2 separate regions of the Homo sapiens genome follow, and region 1 is linked to region 2. A link is a contact called in ENCODE Hi-C or POLR2A ChIA-PET data. All regions are on one chromosome and are shown on one strand. The core of a region is the stretch at or near the end of the contact, and the rest is flanking DNA. Distances in the headings are between cores, read along the strand shown.

Region 1 (6,259 bases), core at 1,600-4,099, 43 kb before region 2:
AACACATGAAAAGGTCTACCATTGAGGGAAAAGCCACAAGGACATTTAATTGATGATAATATATAGCAATGGCTCTGTTCCTGGCACTGTTCTAGGTGCAATGGATATATCAACGGTAAGTAAGATAGATAGATAAATAAGCTGATTGATAGATCGTAGCAAGTATGTGAGATAGATTCTATACATTCCCTAGTTTACTTAGGGTCCCAGGGAGTTAAGTAAGTTGCTCAGTCACACAGTTAGTAAGTGCACAGTCCCTCAACCACTGCATTCTGCATCCTACTTGTATTGAGTTTGAGTGGATTTATCAACTAGTGGATTCATAGGTCTGGAATTAATAGAAGCCTGGATTGGAAAAATTGTTGCATAAGAGAACATAAGGTTACATTTCAGAATTAAGAACATTTCTTGATTCAATTGATCCTTGGAGACCAAACACTCTTTCTCCGGAATAAAAAATGTGAAATGGAACAGATTAATATTGGAGCTCTTCCCAAAGTATTTTCCGTTTAATTACAATGAGGACATCAATACCACAACACTTCACCTACAGCAATTTCCCCCCTTTACAGGTATGGTGTGGGCTCAAGTAAACAGATCCCAATCTCAAGTTTCTCTTATAATTAGTTCTGTGCCCTTGGAAAAGTTGCTTTAGCAGTGTGAGACTCAGTTTCTTCATCTATTAAATGAGGATTTTTTTAAAAAAAACTGCTTTTACACTTACTGTGATGATTATATGATATAACATAGATACTGGACTAGGCACTATATTTAAAAACTGTTCCCTATTATGCTATTGCTCTACATGATGAATATGTTATAACAAGGCTATCATATAATTATTTGTCTTATTTTACATTAATTGAATTATAATGCAGTTGTGATAGAACATAGGCTGAAAAGAGATAAAACAGTCTCCACTCAACCTTCCATTTTTGGCACCTATCCAAGAGCCATAAAGCCAGAAAGGAGGATGTTCAGGAGAATGAGGAAGTGTGTGTGACTACCTTAATTCTTACACTCAAATATTAAGAGCATTTAAAATTCTTTGTACTAAAAAACTGGATACATATTCCACCCACTTACCACCACAAAAAGAACTTAGAGCCATGAGGCCTGTACTAACTTGTACCACACCATTGTATTTGAACTCTTGCGGAAACATCAACCTTTCACGTAGGAGGAGCAAGCAGGATTTGTTAAAGAGAAAAAGCAAGAGATTCTGCAGGAACATCTTAAGTGCTTTTAAAGCAAACATTTGAATCACAGCAACAGAAGCTCACTTTTTTAAATTGAGGCTTTTCATTTTACCTTTCATTGCATGGTTATTCACCAGCATGCTGGAATTACAAAATTTTCAAGTTCTTATTTAAATGCTTGATCAGTACTATGAACCCAGTGCTATAAGAATACAGGCTTTTAAAAAATAGAATAAATTCCTTAATATACTAAGCCTTGACAACTGCAAAGAATTTTGTTAAAATGTACTAGCATTTTCTCCATTTGAAATGGGAAACACATGGGAAAAAAAAAGTGAAAGTTGAGGAACTGGAAAAACAAAAGTAGGAAAGGATTTATTCATTAAGATGAATAAATCTTAGCACAATGTCTACAGCCAGTCTGAATCATTCTTCCTTTGCATAAACATTCTGGAGTTGTAATAATGTCTCCCACCCCCAATACCAGCTTGAAAGAAAAGGAAAAGAGGTTAACTTCTATAAAGTACTGACCTTGTGGCCAGTTTCTCGTAACACCTAAACACAGATTAACAGAGTGAATTCATGTAATACTTTCTAGCGGTTTGAAAAACAATGTGTTTTATAAAGTTGAAATCAATTATATGGGTTTATATGAGCCTCCACTATTAATAAGCTTTGTATAAACTACATTTTTAAAAATTTTTTAATTTTTGATTATTATGGATACATAATAGTTATACATATTTATGGGGTACATATGATATTTAGATAAAAAGATATAATGTATAATGATCAAATTGAAGTAGTTGGGGTATCCATCACTTCAAGCATTTATCATATTTTTGTTGTTGTTAGGAGAAGTAAGATCTAGTGTTCGGTGGCTTAATAGGGCAACCATAGTTAACAATAATTTACTGTATATTTTAAAATAACTAAAAGAGTAGAATTGGAATAAACTACACTTTAAAGTAACAATACTTGCCACTAGTTGGGCAACTGAAAGTCCTGAGTTCTTGAGCAAATTTCCATTGTCTGAAACCATAGGTTTCAACCTATAAAACCTGCCAATTATGGATAGAAGGGATTTCTGCCTTCCAGACCATGAGGAAGCGGGAGAACTTAGCCCAAGAGTAACAGAAAATGGGCAGGAGCCATGTGTGTAATTGATCCTTTTAGAGCTGACTTTCAGTTAATGAATTATTTCCATTAACGTGAAGCAACAGTAATAACAGCCACAGAACACGGGACCAGGAGTGGAACCATCCAAATCACCAGTTTCCTCTCTTCAAAGTGATTGGAACTAAACCATTGATTTTTCCAACTGAGTGAACATCCAGGGGTTCTTAGATTTATCAAAGGAAGCATTATGCTACAGAGAGAAAATACAGGTCATTCTTGAGCTGTTTAATTTTAATTATAATTTTTAAATGTTTTCTATGCCAACCTTGTATTGCAGGTTATATTGTAAATGCTTCATCACCTCTCATTTCCATTAAACCATTTTCAGTAGAACAGCCAACTGCCCTTACTTCTCGATTTGCTTTCTTATGACTGCTGCCACTTCCATCCCCCAAAACTTACCAGGGAAGCACTGGCTATGGCTTTATTCCTTATGGGTTGTATTTCGAGAGCTCCTTTATCTGAAGGTCTGAAAGCCCTACCAGAAAAACATCCTTATATACTTTCTACAGAAAAGGAAAAGAGCAGTGGTGAAGCACTTAAAATATCAAACAGTGGGTATAAATCACTCAGTACCTCATCCCCTTTTTGCTGATGTAAAGTCCATAACCATGGCAACAGGGATTAGAAATAGCAACCTATGAAAAACACTGGGTTTATTGGAGCACATGGAAGTTTTAGTTTGGTTTTCAGCTAAATCTTGAAAAAACAAATCTTTGACTAATACCTACATGCTATTTTTATCACTTTTGAGAAGTAATGTTTAAATTATGGATTAAGGGGAAGTCGTTTTTTTCCCCTTAATAAAGATAATCAAAAATATCATAAGCTAATATTGCAGGTAGGGAACGTTAAAAGGCTCTCCTTGTTTGTCCCCCAGTCTTCTAACTCTAGTCTCCCTAATGTAGGTGTTTGACAACAAAATAATATCAATTATCTGTCCTGATTTGTAGATTTAGTTGCAGGTTGAACTCTGGTTTTTTAATTGATATCTCTCTCCAACATAAAATTTTCAGACTTTTTTTATTCACAGACAAAAGAAGTTTTCCTTAGATATGAAGAGAGGCCTAATGATCATTTAATCTATAAATTAGATGCTTCCCTATGTTTATTAAGCTCCTTCTTTAATAAGCAGTAAATTGTAAAGCTCAAGGATTCAGCTTCAAAGATAGTATACTAGAGGAAGAAAGGGTCTGTGATCAGGAAGGTATGAGTGTGATGAGACTAGAACCCATTAGGGGCTGACATCTGTCCCCACTCATCATTCCCATCTTCATTTACTCATCCTTCAAGGCCTCACTCAAAACACATCTCTTCTATGAATCCCTCCAGGTTTACACTTTGCAGTTGATCCTCATCATTCACAGATTCAGTATGTGCGAATTCACCTAGCAGCTAACGTTCATTTGTAACCCCAAAATCAATACTCACTATGCTTCTGAGGTTATTCACAGAAATGTGCACAATGGCACGTTCTTAGCTGAAGTCAAACAAGGCAACATTGCCTTCTTGTTTTAGCTCTCATATTATAAACAAGTACCCTTTTTGTGATCTATGTAATGGCATGTTTTTTGCATGTTTGTCCTTTTCTTGGTGATTTTGTTGTTTAAAGGAAGCCCAAAGCACAGTGCAGAAGTGCTATCTAATGATCCTGAGCACAAGGAGGCTGTAATGTGCCTTACAGGGAAAATATGTGTTCGATAAACTCCAGACATGAGTTGCAGTGCTGCTGGCTGTGAGTGCAATGTTAACGAATCTACAATGTATATTAAATATGGTGTTTTTAAACAGAAATACACATAGAACAAGGTTATTAATTGATCAGTTGATCAGTTGACAAAAATGTTGTAATCAGAGGATCACAGGAACCTAACCCTGCATTTCCCCTAGGAGCAATGCTTAATTGCTGAAGCAATTAGCTTCAGTATTCCCTAATTCATTGATTCTGACAACTTTGTAGAACAGAACTACTGAAAATAACAAGACTCAACTGTGGCTTAAACTCAGATTGCTCTCATTTAAAACTTGTCTCTAACTCCTAATTAGCCCCTTATTATACACAGCTTTATATTCTAACTGTTGGTATTATACTGCCTAGGTCTTTGTTATGTGCTTTTTTTTTTTTTTTTTTTTTTTTTTTGGTGAAACAGAGTCTCGCTGTGTCACCCAGGCTGGAGTGCAGAGGTGCCATCACGGCTCACTGCAACCTCCGCCTCCCAGTTGAAGCGATTCTCCTGCCCCAGCCTCCTAAGTAGTGGGGATTACAGGCACCCACCACTATGCCCAGATAATTTTTGTATTTTTAGTATAGACGGTGTTTTGCCATGTTGGCCAGACTGTCTCAAACTCCTGACCTCAAATGATCCTCCTGCCTCGGCCTCCCAAAGCGCTGGGATTACAGGCATGAGCCCCCATGCTCAGCCTGTTATGTGCTTTTTTTATAAATAATAAAATAATAATAATACCAGCTCTTGATGATGGAGCTCCCACTATGTCAGGGTACTGACAGCTTTACAAACATGCCGTTTGTGGGTGATTCATCTCCCAAATTAAATGGCAAGCTCCTTTTCTTCAGGGACCTCATCATTTTTAATGCATAATATTGTTTAGCACAGAGGCAGGACCATAAAACTTGCTGAAAAATTGAGGTGGTTTTGTTTTCATTCTTGTCACACATTTCATTAGGTATTTTTGAAAAGTGACATTGTCCAAGTAAATTTTCTATCATGGTTAATGATGAAACTGATAATCGTATTTTTCATCCCTATTATGTATTGACCACTTATGATTTTTAAACAGTGTTTAGTGCTTTATATACAGAATCTCATTTTAATCATTAAAACCACACTATTAAAAAACTAATACACAGAAAATTTAAATAGCTTTCTAAAGTCATAGCTCCTGAGGGATAAAATTGGACTTCAATGCAGAGGTTCTTACCCGTTTCAGGTAAAGGCCCTTTTAAAATAAAAAATTTCTTAAATTTCCTGTAAAAGCCCAGTTATAATAATAATTAAAACTTAAAAGTGCTTACTCTGGGCCAAGTGCTATCTTAGCAACTTTCAGAGATCAATTTATTTAATCTTCACAACAGCTTATAAAATCAATATTATTATCTTCCTTTTACAGGTAAAGACCCTGAACCCTGAAAAATTGAAGTCTGCTCAAGGTCACACAGCTAGACAGTAAGTTGCCAAGCCAGGATTCAAACACAAAATACTCTGTCTCCAGAATCTGGCCCTTAACCATTTCACAACACTGCTTTCAACCCATGGATATACGTTCTGACTGTTACCATATAATGACAAAAATAAACTAAATTTATTAAACATATTAGGTAAATTTACATCTCATTTACCATAAAAGCAGCCATATATGTTTGAAATATCAGAGTAAGTGAATATGAGAGAGTTGTTTATTCTACAGACTATGGTCACTGAACCTGTGATTAAACACAGTTTGGGTCCCTCTACCATTGGCAGAGATGTACTTCCAACTGAAATAACTTCCCAGCATCAGAACCGCTGGCACGGTTATTGCCACTTTCATAATTCTGAGGTTAGAGAGGCCCAAACTGTACTCAACTCCATCATTTACTGCTATAGGATGCTAGGCAACTAGCTCACCTTCTGAAGTCTCATTTTTCCATCCCTCTCTTCAAAGTGATATAATACTATCCAGCTCATAGACTTGTTGTGAGAAATAAGATGAACTATATAAAGAACCCAGCACAACAAATAGTAAACAATCAATAAACATAAGTTCTGACCCCAAGAGACACTTACTCCTCCTCCACCAGATTAGGGCACTTGGAGATCAAGATTAACTCAAATCAAAGAGAAGCTCACCCTTTGAACCCTGAGATTTGGACTGCTAGCCAC
Region 2 (6,092 bases), core at 1,683-4,182:
TGTGCTGCATTAAACAGCTGCCCCCAGCTGCAGCCTCAGACCTGGCTAGTATTGGTGAACTTTCTGTGTGTTGGCAAATCACTTTGAGAATTTTCCAATCAAGCAAAGCCATTAGTATTCATGAGCTTATATGAGCAAAGTATTTAGATTTTGTGCAACACCAGTTAGCTGCAGTGAACATTCCTAAGGTAACTTTCCTACAACGCTACTCAATTAGCGTTAACAGCACATTTGATAGGGCTTGCTTACTAAGGATTGTGCTTATAATGGCATTAAACATAATAATCAGAGAAGCACAGTGTGAGTAGGTTTTATTTTTCTTAGATCTACCAAAGATTCAAATTGAATGTTATTTAATCTCTAATGTAAATAAACGAGAGGGCTGAAGTGGAGAATAGCCTCTTGTTCTCCAAGGTCTATTATGGCAATAGGCACCTTCTGAGAAAGCAACCAGATGTAGCTCCTAGAACAAGATTGACTGAGGTTAGTGCATGGAATCAGACTACCCAGACTTTAAACAATCTCTTCCCCAGAAGCAACCAATAGGCTGAACCAAGAGCCTCTTAAGTAGCCTAGAACAAAAGTTTAGCACCAAGAAAAGCATATTGGCTGGTGGCTAACAACTTTATCCGTTACTTTGGCTAGGAGATTTTCATTCATTCAACAAACATGTACTGTATTAAGGGCCTACTCTGGGTAAGGCAATGTGCCAAGTTCTGGAAACATTGCAAAGTGACAGTGGTGTCCTATACTCTTGGAGATTACTAGTAGGGGAGTCAAACATTAGTCAAATAATCACATAAATGGGAATACATTTACATTCTAACCTATGTGCTATGAAGAAATAGAACAGAAGGCTATAAGAGCCTCACCTACATGAGAGACTTAAGGAAAGCTTATCTGAAAAAATGAGGCTTGAGCTGAGAACTGGAGGAGAAGTAATAGCTAATCAGCTGAAGAATGAAAGAAGAATATTTCTAGTAGAGAAAACAGCGCTGTGAGACTCTCTGTGAGTCCATTAGGAAAACTAAGAAAAAAAATCAATGTCACTGGATGTACGAATTGAGGAAAAAAGTAGAGTAGAGTAAAGGTAGGCCGGAGACATAGGTAGAAGCCAAACCATAGGAGCCCTTTGAAGGCTCGCTTCATAATTTTGGCTTCTATTTAAAACAGCAATGGGAAGTCCCTAAAGTGATGGGAGTGGTGCATAGAGAGGAATTAACATACTTAAAGTTGCATTTGAAAATATTGCTTGCTTCAATATAATAAATGGATGAAAGGAGGAGTGGATATGGGAAAATCAAATAGAATGACTTATAGGAGTCCAGCTAGAGAAAATGGTAGTATGGGCTAGAATCGTAGCAGTAGTGAAGGAGAGAAGTGAATGGATTCACAGATATTTAGGATATAAATTTGACAAGATTTGTTGATTGATGAGGTTTAGAGATGATAAACTTGAGATCTTTTTGAGAAACCCAAGAAAAAATATTCAATAGGCAGTTGAGTGTAAGGGTCAGGAACTCACAGGTCTGGTCTGGAGGTATAAATTTGGGAATCATTAGTCAATTGATGAAAATTGAGCCATGGATATCAAAAATACTATCTAGAAGAGAGAATATGTAATAAATCCAGAGGTGCACCACTCAGCTCTACCTCCACCAAAGGATTTGATGCCCAGATTGATGGAGAATGAAATCAGCAGACAGCCTCCAGCTTCCAGCTCTTAGCTCTTTCAGGATATACCTTAGCTGGGAAAACTCCACACAGGACCTCATTTCTTTTCCGGGGACACCACATCTAATGAATGAACATGGCAGGAATATGAAGGCCTGGCCACTTCAGTCAAATGTGGGATGAACCTATGATCCAGAATGTCCCCCAATGGCCAAAGTTTTGCTAGACTTGCATCAAATTTCAACTCCTTTCTCATCTCTATGCTTTCCTTTGGCAGGTATTGATTCATAACAACCATCTTGCACCCTAAACTCTATGTCAACAATATTTTACCTAGAGAAGCTAACCTATAACAGAGCATAAAATGGAAAGAGGAAGAAGCTTACAGACCAGCCATCTGCAAAGTAAAAGAGAAGGAAATGCTAGAAAGTAAGAAGGAAAACCTGGATAGCATGGTGTTTTGGAGCCAAAATAAACACATCTCAACAAAACAAAGAGTGCTGGGAGATTAGAAAAAAAAATACTGGAAAATGTCCATTGGACTTAAATCATGGAGGTCATTGGTGACCTTAGCCAAAGTTGTTTTGGTGCAGTGCCAGGAACAACTGCCAAATTAAAGAGGATTGAGGAGGGAGTTTGAAGTGAGAAAATGGACTCACCAAACAATGAGACATCTTTAGAAAATTTAGATTGAAAGAAATGGGAAAGATAGAAAGGAGTTGAAAGATAGAAACATAGAAATTGGGAGACAAGGAAGGTTGTTTTTTAAGATGGAAGAGGCATGAGAAGATTTAAATGTAATTGGAAATAATCCAGTTGAGAAGGGTATGTCGAATAAATAGAAATGGGGGCAGGGAGGGAGAAGAAACTGATAGTGTAAGGTTGATAATGAAGTGAGAAGGCATGAGCAGACAGTTTCCAAAGCACAGGTGGAGGGATTGGGCTTAAATGAGAAGGATACTCCCTAGACTAAAATAGGAGGAAAAGAGAAGAACATGAGTCCAGATGGAACTGTATGGATTTGCTAGCAGGAAGCTGAGGGAGTTCCCATCTGATGCCTTCTATTTTCTTCGGGAAGTAGGAGGTGAAGTCATCTGCTGCAAATGAGGAGGAGTTAAGAATATTCGAGGTTTGAATAGAATGTAGAATGTTTAAAACAATTGTTGTAGACAGAGGAAGAGAATTTACCAGAGACACATGGAAGAACTGGCAGGCTGAACAGGCCCCATGTGTCGGCACCAATCTGCCTGTATCTGCTCCACTGTTGGGAGACTATCTGTGGCAGTGCCAGGCTGTTCGAGTGTAGGCATAGAGAAGGAATACAGATGCATTCATCCAGGTTTGGACATTTGTCAGACAAAGATAAAAAAAAATTTAAGACAACAGGACTAGGGAGTTGAGAATATTGGTGAGAGTGTTATGCAAATAATGGACTGTGGAATCTAAACTAAATAATAATAACGAAAAGATCAACAGAGATAAAAAGATGAGAGCTGATGGACTTGGGGAAAATAAAGAGGCCAGCATATGAAAGCAATACTTTTCAAGATTTGGGGATCATGTCAATATGCAGAATATGATTCAGGTCTGCAGGTGAGCCTGAGATTCTGCATTTTTAACAGTTTCCAAGGTAATGCTGATAGGCATTAGAACTTCAATATGATCAAAAGTAGTTTTTAATTTGAGAGAGAGAGAATCAAAACTGCTATTACATTACTAGAGTGGTAGCAACTGAACTCAGAACAAACGATGAATGGGGTTCCATGAAGGACACTTTCCACAGCTACGAGGAAGCCTCCCTCTGATGCTGCTCCTCCAGTCACTTCTTTACGAACTGTATCCACAAACAAAGTTACCTGAGTGACCCTCTGTCTTGCTTCCCTAAACAAATCTAACTAAAGGTAAGGCCTTGCTGGTCCTCGTCAGCTAGATTGTAGTTCAGTAATAGTGATAGCAATAATTTACCCTGTTACTACGGACTCAAAAAAGGGTAGACTCATTTTTAAGAATAATTCAACTGAAATTAGGATTTTAAGATGAACTTCCAACACATCTCAGGAGCCCAACAGGGAGGGTAGGCCAATCCGTAAGGTGATTAAAACAAAATGAGCATTTTGAGTTTTAGGCATATGTGAACAGTAAGGAGGAGCAGTGAAAACTGTTGGAACTTCTAGAAAGAAAGACCCTGCTCTGACTTAAGAAAAACTCAAATCTAGATGGCTCAGAAGGAATTATCTCACCTCTGGGTAAGGTGATATACATGGGCCCACAAAAAATCCATTTTTCTGTCACTTACTATGAACCAAACCTTCTCAAGAAATTGTAACTTGACTTCCATTTCCCAAGTAAGCAGCCAAAGATTTTCTCTTTTGAAAAGAGACGAAATTCTGAGTGAAACAAATCATTGGTGTTAATATTCAAGCAACAACAAAACAATAAATGAAAACAATATTTGTAACTCAAGGTGAATTGATCCAACTCAAATTTAGGAGAAAAAGTAAGGTTATATTAAACCAAGATAATAATATCTAATTTTACTGTTAAACGTTAATCATGCCTGATGTTTGATATTCTTTCAATCTCGGCCCATATAATGAATTTTTCTTGGAAATGTAGTAACTAAATAATAGTAAATGTTTGTTTTGAAGAAAAAGTCCTAACTTTTTATGGGAGAGAAATAACAATTGAATAGAAAAACAGGCTATAACCACACCTTCAAAAATGGAACTTTCTGGACCACCAATAAGCCCCCTTACCTAGACACAGTTAAGTAATAAGTATATATAAGTAGTAAGTCATAGTGTAATAAGTTTTCTGGCGAAGTATTCAGGAAGCAGCATTGTATAAATGGCCCTTTCAAATCTAAAATCTATAATGAAGTGACAAATGGCACAAACATATGAGGATTTACTTGCCATTCAATAATAGTTTCATTGCATTAACCTGAATAAATAAGAAACATGGTTGCTCTCCGCACCATGACCCACTAGCAAGGCAAACATAGAGAGCAATAGGTTTTCCTGATGCTCCACAAGTCACACAAACTAGGCAAATGCCCATTCCATGCGTACTCTTGCAAAGCCTGTACATTTTTTTTTTTTTTTTTTTTTGAGACGGAGTCTTGCTCTGTCGCCCAGGCTGGAGTGCAGTGGCGCGATCTCGGCTCACTGCAAGCTCCGCCTCCCGGGTTCACTCCATTCTCCGGTCTCAGCCTCCGGAGTAGCTGGGAAGCCTGTACGTTTTTTAATGGAAGTCACTATTCAGATAAATCAGACATTTAGACTTCAAGAGGTGTAAGAATTCCTCAAACTGACCACAGGTTGTTCTGGGAAGAGTATCTGTGATAGATGGGTAAGAGGAGATGATTACACAGATTCTTGCATGAGTAAAAAAATCTGATTCTCTTAACTACTCAGTTCAATTTCAGAAGAAAAGCTTGTCGGTATCAAATGAGTTAGTTCTTTCTTGATAAATTAGAGAAATCTTACCTTGACAGAAGAGTAGACACATTATATTCTCAGTTGTGTAATGGCATCACTGGATTCCAGGGCACTCACTGATAGAAAGTTTTATATGCCATTTTCATGGGGGGAAAAGTCCTTAATGGTATGTCTCACCTAAAAGGGAAAAGTTGCAGTTTGGCAGGTTTGGAAACTTTGTGACTACGGAGCTAGAATTAAAAACTTGCACTAAAGAGAGAAAAAGTATAAAATATGCTCTTTCTCTCTCTCTCTCTCCTCCATCCCCATATATTATTCAAAATAAGGGCTTTGTTTTCGGTTTTGGTGTTTTCATTTTCTAACCTCTTAATAAATTACCTGATGCTTTTGCTCAGACCGTTCTCAAAATAGGGATCACAAATTAAAATACCTACAAGGGTTAGGCAGATAAAGCAAAGGAGTGAAGTCATTTCTGTCAAATTTAACAAAATGTTCAGTGGGGAGGACTTGGCAGCTTGTAGACTGCATGACCCATTGAAGCGTCTTAGCAAGTACTCACCTCCAGTCAGTTGTCACATACAGAAATGCTGGCTTAGTGTTGCCAAATATACAAATTTTCAAGATAAACAGTAAATCTGAATTTTTATGTACTGTCTCCTGGATTTTAAATTTGGCCACATTTCAAACATTATTTGGAAATGTGTGGGGACTTCTAATCAAGATGGTTTAGTGAGTTCGTAAATTACCACACCCCTCTGTTCTAAACATTCAGCCATGATTGGAAATATATAAAAAGATAAAAGCATTATGACATTAGCTGGGTACAAAATCAAGATAAACATCTCCATGGACCAGAAAAAGAACAGAAAGCCAACGCAGTGAGCAAGGCTCAGAGAGATGACTGGCCAGAACTGGGCACTCTGCCTGAAGCTGCAGCTGGGTTGGGACTTCCAAAAACACGTAGGCAGTTTAAAAAAC

Evidence for each region. Hi-C counts contacts between places; a loop is a spot of excess contacts on that map. ChIA-PET counts read pairs that join two places held with the same protein, here RNA polymerase II (POLR2A). Pooled maps may share reads with other maps.
Region 1: a map of endothelial cell of umbilical vein shows a loop between it and region 2 (3-fold over the local background). The contact joins the promoter of OTOGL here to the enhancer-like site in region 2. A Hi-C loop is called at or near these places in 6 of 168 maps with a recorded cell type or tissue (aorta, ascending aorta, endothelial cell of umbilical vein and 3 more) and 5 of 50 pooled maps. POLR2A ChIA-PET finds 5 or more read pairs at or near these places in 2 of 52 experiments (AG04450 and OCI-LY7).

What each region holds. Positions count from the first base shown.
Region 1 is chr12:80,096,127-80,102,385 of GRCh38, reverse strand. It overlaps OTOGL (otogelin like), which reads right to left and starts at 2,849. Exons shown (of 59, transcript NM_001378609.3): 1 at 2,781-2,849.
Region 2 is chr12:80,053,156-80,059,247 of GRCh38, reverse strand. No RefSeq gene overlaps it. Among named protein-coding and RNA genes, the nearest start is that of OTOGL, 43 kb to the left of the region's middle. Within about 2 kb of position 2,932, at least 2 of the 41 ENCODE cell types and tissues checked have a DNase peak (open chromatin) inside an H3K27ac peak, as active enhancers do; they include ascending aorta, where a contact is called at or near this core.